Linked DNA regions of Homo sapiens: region 2 is linked to region 1. The links are chromatin loops, found by intact Hi-C in ENCODE. Cell type or tissue: prostate gland. All regions are shown on one strand. Links, peaks and the distances in the headings refer to the core of each region. The heading gives the core; the rest is flanking DNA.

Region 1 (2,810 bases), core at 258-2,757:
CGGGCGGATCATGAGGTCAGGAGATCGAGACCATCCTGGTTAACAGGGTGAAACCCTGTCTCTACTAAAAATACAAAAAATTAACTGGGCGTGGTGGCACGTGCCTGTAGTCCCAGCTACTCGGGAGGCTGAGGCAGGAGAATTGCTTGAACCTGGGAGGCGGAGGTTGCAGTGAGCTGAGATTGCACCACTGCACTCCAGCCTGGGTGACAGAGCAAAACTCCATCTCAAAAAAAAAAAAAAAAAAAAAAATGGTGATTGGGGCCAGGTGTGGTGGCACACGCCTGTAATCCCAGCACTTTGGGAGGCTGAGGCGGGCAGATCACTTGAGGCCAGGAATTCAAAACCAGCCTGGCCAACATGGCAAAACCCCGTCTGTACTAAAAATACAAAAATTAGCGGAGAGTGATGGCACACACCTGTAATCCAGGCTACTCAGAAGGCTGAGGCAAGAAAATCCCTTGAACCTGGGAGGTGAAGGTTGCAGTGAGCCAAAGATCATGCCACTGCACTCCAGCCAGGGTGATGGGAGTGAAACCTTATCTAAAATAAAAAAAAATGTGATTGGAATAATACATCAGAGCAGAAAAATGTTGATACAGTAGAGAGAAGATCATTGCAAGAGTGACTTCCTTGAGTAGATGAGCAGGAAGGGGACCCAGTGCTCAGTGGGAAGGGGCTGGCTCTTGGCACAGAGAGTTCATTCCGAAGGACAGCAAGAGTTCAGGTAGAACTCATGCAGGGGAGGCTTATAGAATTTCAGGGGAAGATGTGGAAATGCTCCTCTGGTAGCATCTATTTTCATTGTGAAAATGAAGCATCATCGCGTGAGAATGTTGGTTTTCAACAAGAATGTTTTAGCAACTATTTAGTAGGCTGTTGAATGTGAGAGTCTGGAGTTCAGGGAAGTCTGGCCTGGAGCTGGTAATTGAGGAGACATCAGCAAGCAGATAGTTTTGAAGCCACGGACCCAGATGACAATGCATGGATTTAGAAAAGAAGTGGTCCAAATCTGAGCCTTGGGTAATCCATGCCAGAGAGATAAAGAGGACCTAGACACGAGAAGGAGATTTTGGAAGTGAAAGAGACAAGAGGAGGTGTGAAAGAGGAGAACAGGAGAGTGAAGGGGCTAGGGAAGGGTAGTAAGGAGGGTAGGAGGATGGCTGCTCTCTTGAGGCTGGGATCTAGTCATACATTTCAAGTAAGCCAGTCAGCATGGGTGTGTATTTTCTCCAACTATATTCAGCCACTCAAGCTCAGTGTAGTCCAGTGGAGAGCTGGATTTAAACTGGGTTGAGGAAAGAGGAGTAAGTAGCTGCAGAAGAATAATGAAGAGGATGGAGCATGATCTTTCAGTCCAGTGCAGTGGGGCTGGGGAATCGTTGGCACTGGAGGAAGAGTTGGAGGTGAGAGAAGGAAAGTGGGATTCAGGCAACTGAGATTATGGAGGGGGTGCAGCCATTGCTAATAATGATATCTAGGATATAATAAGGGAATGCATGACTGAGGTAGGGTGCAGGACAAGATTATTAGAAGAGAGAATGTCCAAGAACTCAGAGGCCAGGTGAATGGAAGAGTCTCTATGTAGCTATGGAAATCACTAGAATTATGAAAGGGGTGGTATCGGATTGAAATAGTGAGTACTGCTAGAATACTTGATGAAGTGATGGGGCTCACTAGATGACTGCAATGAGAAGGGGTGGGTTTGGAGGAAGGAAAGTGATCTGGAAGTAGCAGTGAGAGTCAAGAACACCTGCACCACCTCCCAGGCTCTGGTGTGTGAAGGGTGCACCCAAGAAGATATAGACCACTAGAGGGCGCTGTGCTCAGGCCAGCGTGTAGGTCTCAGTCCCCTGATTTTCATGGGGTTACAATGAAATGGACTCACCTGAAGAGCTTTCAAAATAAAACGTATGCCCGGCCCCTCCCAGACCACTTACATCAGCATCTCTGGACATGTATGTGAGCTCCTGTTTCTTCATGTTCTGGCCACCATTTGTATTACTAGATGTTTTAAATTTTGTCCACCTTAGGGGTGTACAATAGTGTCTCCTGGTTGTGTTAATTTGTATTTTCCCATGTTCTAATGAGGATGCATACCTTTCCATGTGTTTGAGCTATTTCTGTTTCCTTTTCTGTTATCCATCTGTTGATCTCCTTTGCTCATTTCCCCGCATTGGGGTTGTTAGTCATTTTAAAATTGATTTGTAGGAAATCTTTATATATTTTGTATATTAACACTTTTGTGATTATACAAGTTGCAGATACCTTCTCCCAGTCTGCGGCTTGTCTTTTTTTTTTTTTTTTAATTCAGCAGAGAAGTTTAGGTTTACTATCAATACTTAATATATAAATTAGCATTTTTTTTTTTGAGACAGAGTCTCGCTCTGTTGCCCAGGCTTGAGTGCAGTGGCACGATCTCAGCTCACAGCAACCTCCGCCTCCTGGGTTCAAGTGATTCTCGTGCCTCAGGCTCCTGAGTAGCTGGGACTACAGGCGCCAGCCACCACATCCAGCTAATTTTTGTATTTTTAGTAGAGACAGGGTTTCACCATGTTGCCCAGGCTGGTTTTGAACTCCTGACCTCAGGTGATCTGCCTGCCTCAGCCTCCCAAAGTGCTGAGATTACAAGTGTGAGCCACTGCGCCCAGCCAAAATTATCAATCTTATCTCTGTCGTATGTGTATCTTATGATATTGATAATTGTCACAAAACTTACTTTAAAGCTGTTGGTAGACACTAATATTTATTTATTTATTTATTTATTATCTGGAGAAAGACAACATTTTTTAACAAGTAAAAGTCATCAA
Region 2 (2,810 bases), core at 66-2,565, 180 kb after region 1:
CACTCGTTAAAATGCAAATTTTGAATTACCGGGGAGTGGACCAAGGGAACTTAGGCTACCTTTTGAATAGCAATGCTCTAAATGACAGAGATAAAAAATAAAGATACTAAAGGTCTATTTAAAGGAGGGAAAAAGAATTTTCTTTTCTTTTTTTTTTTTTTTTTTTTGAGATAGGGTCTCACTGTTACTCAGGCTGGAGTGCAGTGGTATGATCATAGCTCACTGCAGCCTCGACCTCCTGGGCTCATATGATTCTCCCAACTCAGCCTCCAGAGGAAGTGGAACTACAGGCACATGACACCACGCCTCGCTAATTTTTGTATTTTTTTGTAGAGACTGGGTTTTGTCATGTTGTCCAGGCTGGTCTCGTACTCTTGGGCTCAAGTGATCTGCCTGCCTCAACCTCCCAAAGTTCTAGGATTACAGACATGAGCCACCACGCGCAGCCAGTTTTCACTACTAATACTGCTTAAAAACAAGAACATGAAGGATATAAAATCAGAAAACACAAAATGCATAAAAACAGCTTTGAGTTATAGATCAAGGATCAAATGAAGAAAAGATTCTCTACCTTTCTTTAAAGCCAGGCACGCACAGTACCAACGCAAGAGATCCAAAAGATAGCAACATTAAGTATTAAATAGATTTAAATTTAAATATTAAGATGGGTATTATTAAAAGAGGCACAAGGTTCATTAACAACACAACAAAATAAATCCATTATAAATCATGTACACTGGAGGGTTTCAGGGAGTAATTAAATATAGGAAGGAGAATGATTTCGCCTAGTCCTAAAGTCTAATGTGCTTTATATAATTCTCCAAAGGGCAATGGTTCTGGTACTAGGAAAAAACTTTAGGAAATGGGAGGCAGCATTGTTTCTATTGACGAAAATGTAGCTTCTCCCTTATTTTCAGCCCTGTTCTTCCAAGACCTCCCTATGACCTAGATTTTAATGCCAATAGTTATTGGCAGCTAAATGGGAAGCAAAATGAGGACACAGTTTTATTGCTGTCATTGCTGGATTTTTCTATGCATGGGGTGAGTTTTGGGAGAGTAGGAATTTAGAACCTCCAGATTTGCAAATCTAATAATATTCTCAGGTTTCTCAAGCCATTAAGACAGAAAAAGCCACACATAAAGCTAAGCTTTATCAACATTATGCAGTTTGCTGATAAGTCTGTTCTCAAATGAATGCCCTCATTCCCTCTATTGGATGTGCGATTATTGTAAGGTACAAGACTAACTGTGGGGAGAGACACATTTGGACACAGACACCCAACTCTGGGCAGATAATTAACTGTTTCCAGCCCAACTGCCTCACAAAAGGGTGAAGACATGTGGTCCCTCAAGCTGGTTCACTTTATTTGGGTGGCACACACAAGCTTTTGCAATCAGCTTCCAACAATCTGGTGCCGTGTAGGGACTGACACGGCAGGGTGTGTGCTCTGGGCAGGTACAACCTGGTAACAGTCTTCCCCGCTCTGTTCCAGACAGTTCCTATGTTCTATCAAAGCAATGCATACAAGCACGGCTGTACTGGCCCCATATCCAAATCAGAGACAAATGTTGATGAAGCAAAAAATGTGCCTCTGGCCACGGATGGACCTCCAGTGCCCTCTGTGCATGCTGCTTAGTCCAAGAGACCCTGTGTCCTGGAACAGAGCAGTCCAAAGACAAGACACAGACATGGGTCTTTCCCGCTTCTGCCTCTGGCCCCCACTAGGGATCTTAAGGGCTTAAAACAATGGGCTGGGCCAGGCATGGTGGCTCACACTTTTAACTCCAGCACTTGGAGAGGCTGAGGCAGGAGGATATCTTAAGGCCGAGAGTTTGAGACCAGCCTGGGCAACATAATGAGATCCTGTCTCTACAGAAAAAAACAAAAATGTAGCGGGGCATGGTGGTGCTTGCTTGTAGTCCCAGCTACTGGGGAGGCTGAGGGAGGAGGATTGCTTGAACCCAGGCGTTTGAGGTTGCAGTGATCTTGCTACTGCATTCCAGCCTGGGCAACAGGGCAATACCTTGTCTCAAAACCAAAACCAAACCAAAAAAAAAAAAAAAAAAAACACAAAAAACCAAAACAAAAAAACCTCCACAAAACCACTGATCTGCTATAAGAGTTATTTCCGTCTGTAACATGTACTCAGATGTTCACACCCCTGCACAGTGTGCATTTACTTATTGACTGCTGCTTCTCACTGCACTGTGAGGTGATGAGGGCCTGCAATAGGTGCTCAATTAATACTTGATGAATGTGTAGTAAATTGACACACTCTCTTAGCAGGTTTTTATTACTGATAAGGTGAAGAATAATATACTAATTATTTTGAACTTTGAAAAAATGATTTTAATTGCAACAGGGAAAGAGGTACCATGTTTGGATAATTTCCCAAAGCTCTATCACTTTATGCTAAGGTGATAATTGCAATAGTTTCTCATTTTATGAGGAATAGTTTTGGCGAGCTTTCCATTATAAGACAGTTTCAGTGGACGGAATGACGGAAACATGGATGAAATCTCTATTTCACTATTCCTCAACATGAAAAAAAGTGAATGTCCATTACAGGTCAAGTCAAAAGAATCTTCATCCAAGAGAGGGTTCCAGGCACAGGAAGGCATGGTGCGTGTATAAACACACACTCTGGGAAGAGCAAATGGCATGCACCCCCATGCAAACAGAGGTAGAAAGCTCTCTTTCCACCAGGCTTGAAAAAGCCATGAAAAGTTTCTGTTAGAAAAGAGCAGAGGAAATTACTGATGTGACATACTTTCCTATCTATAAGGAGTCTGTTAGATGACTGAAGATA

Evidence for each region. Hi-C counts contacts between places; a loop is a spot of excess contacts. Peaks named below come from ENCODE experiments on the same cell type or tissue, not always from the same donor. Only the 100,000 strongest peaks of a DNase experiment are listed, where the experiment ranks them.
Region 2: it touches region 1 in a loop (3-fold over the local background); 3 of 110 quality-filtered maps call a loop at or near these places.

What each region holds. Positions count from the first base shown.
Region 1 is chr4:38,860,033-38,862,842 of GRCh38, reverse strand. It overlaps a transcript of TLR6 not described here. Among named protein-coding and RNA genes, the nearest start is that of TLR6, 4.6 kb to the right of the region's middle. In prostate gland, for the core only: a CTCF peak has its summit at 1,790 (motif pointing right); a DNase peak (open chromatin) is centred at 1,817.
Region 2 is chr4:38,683,801-38,686,610 of GRCh38, reverse strand. The region is part of intron 2 of KLF3 (KLF transcription factor 3); the gene reads right to left. Among named protein-coding and RNA genes, the nearest start is that of KLF3-AS1, 20 kb to the right of the region's middle. In prostate gland, for the core only: no CTCF peak of the experiment used is centred there; no DNase peak of the experiment used is centred there; H3K27ac peaks cover 383 bases.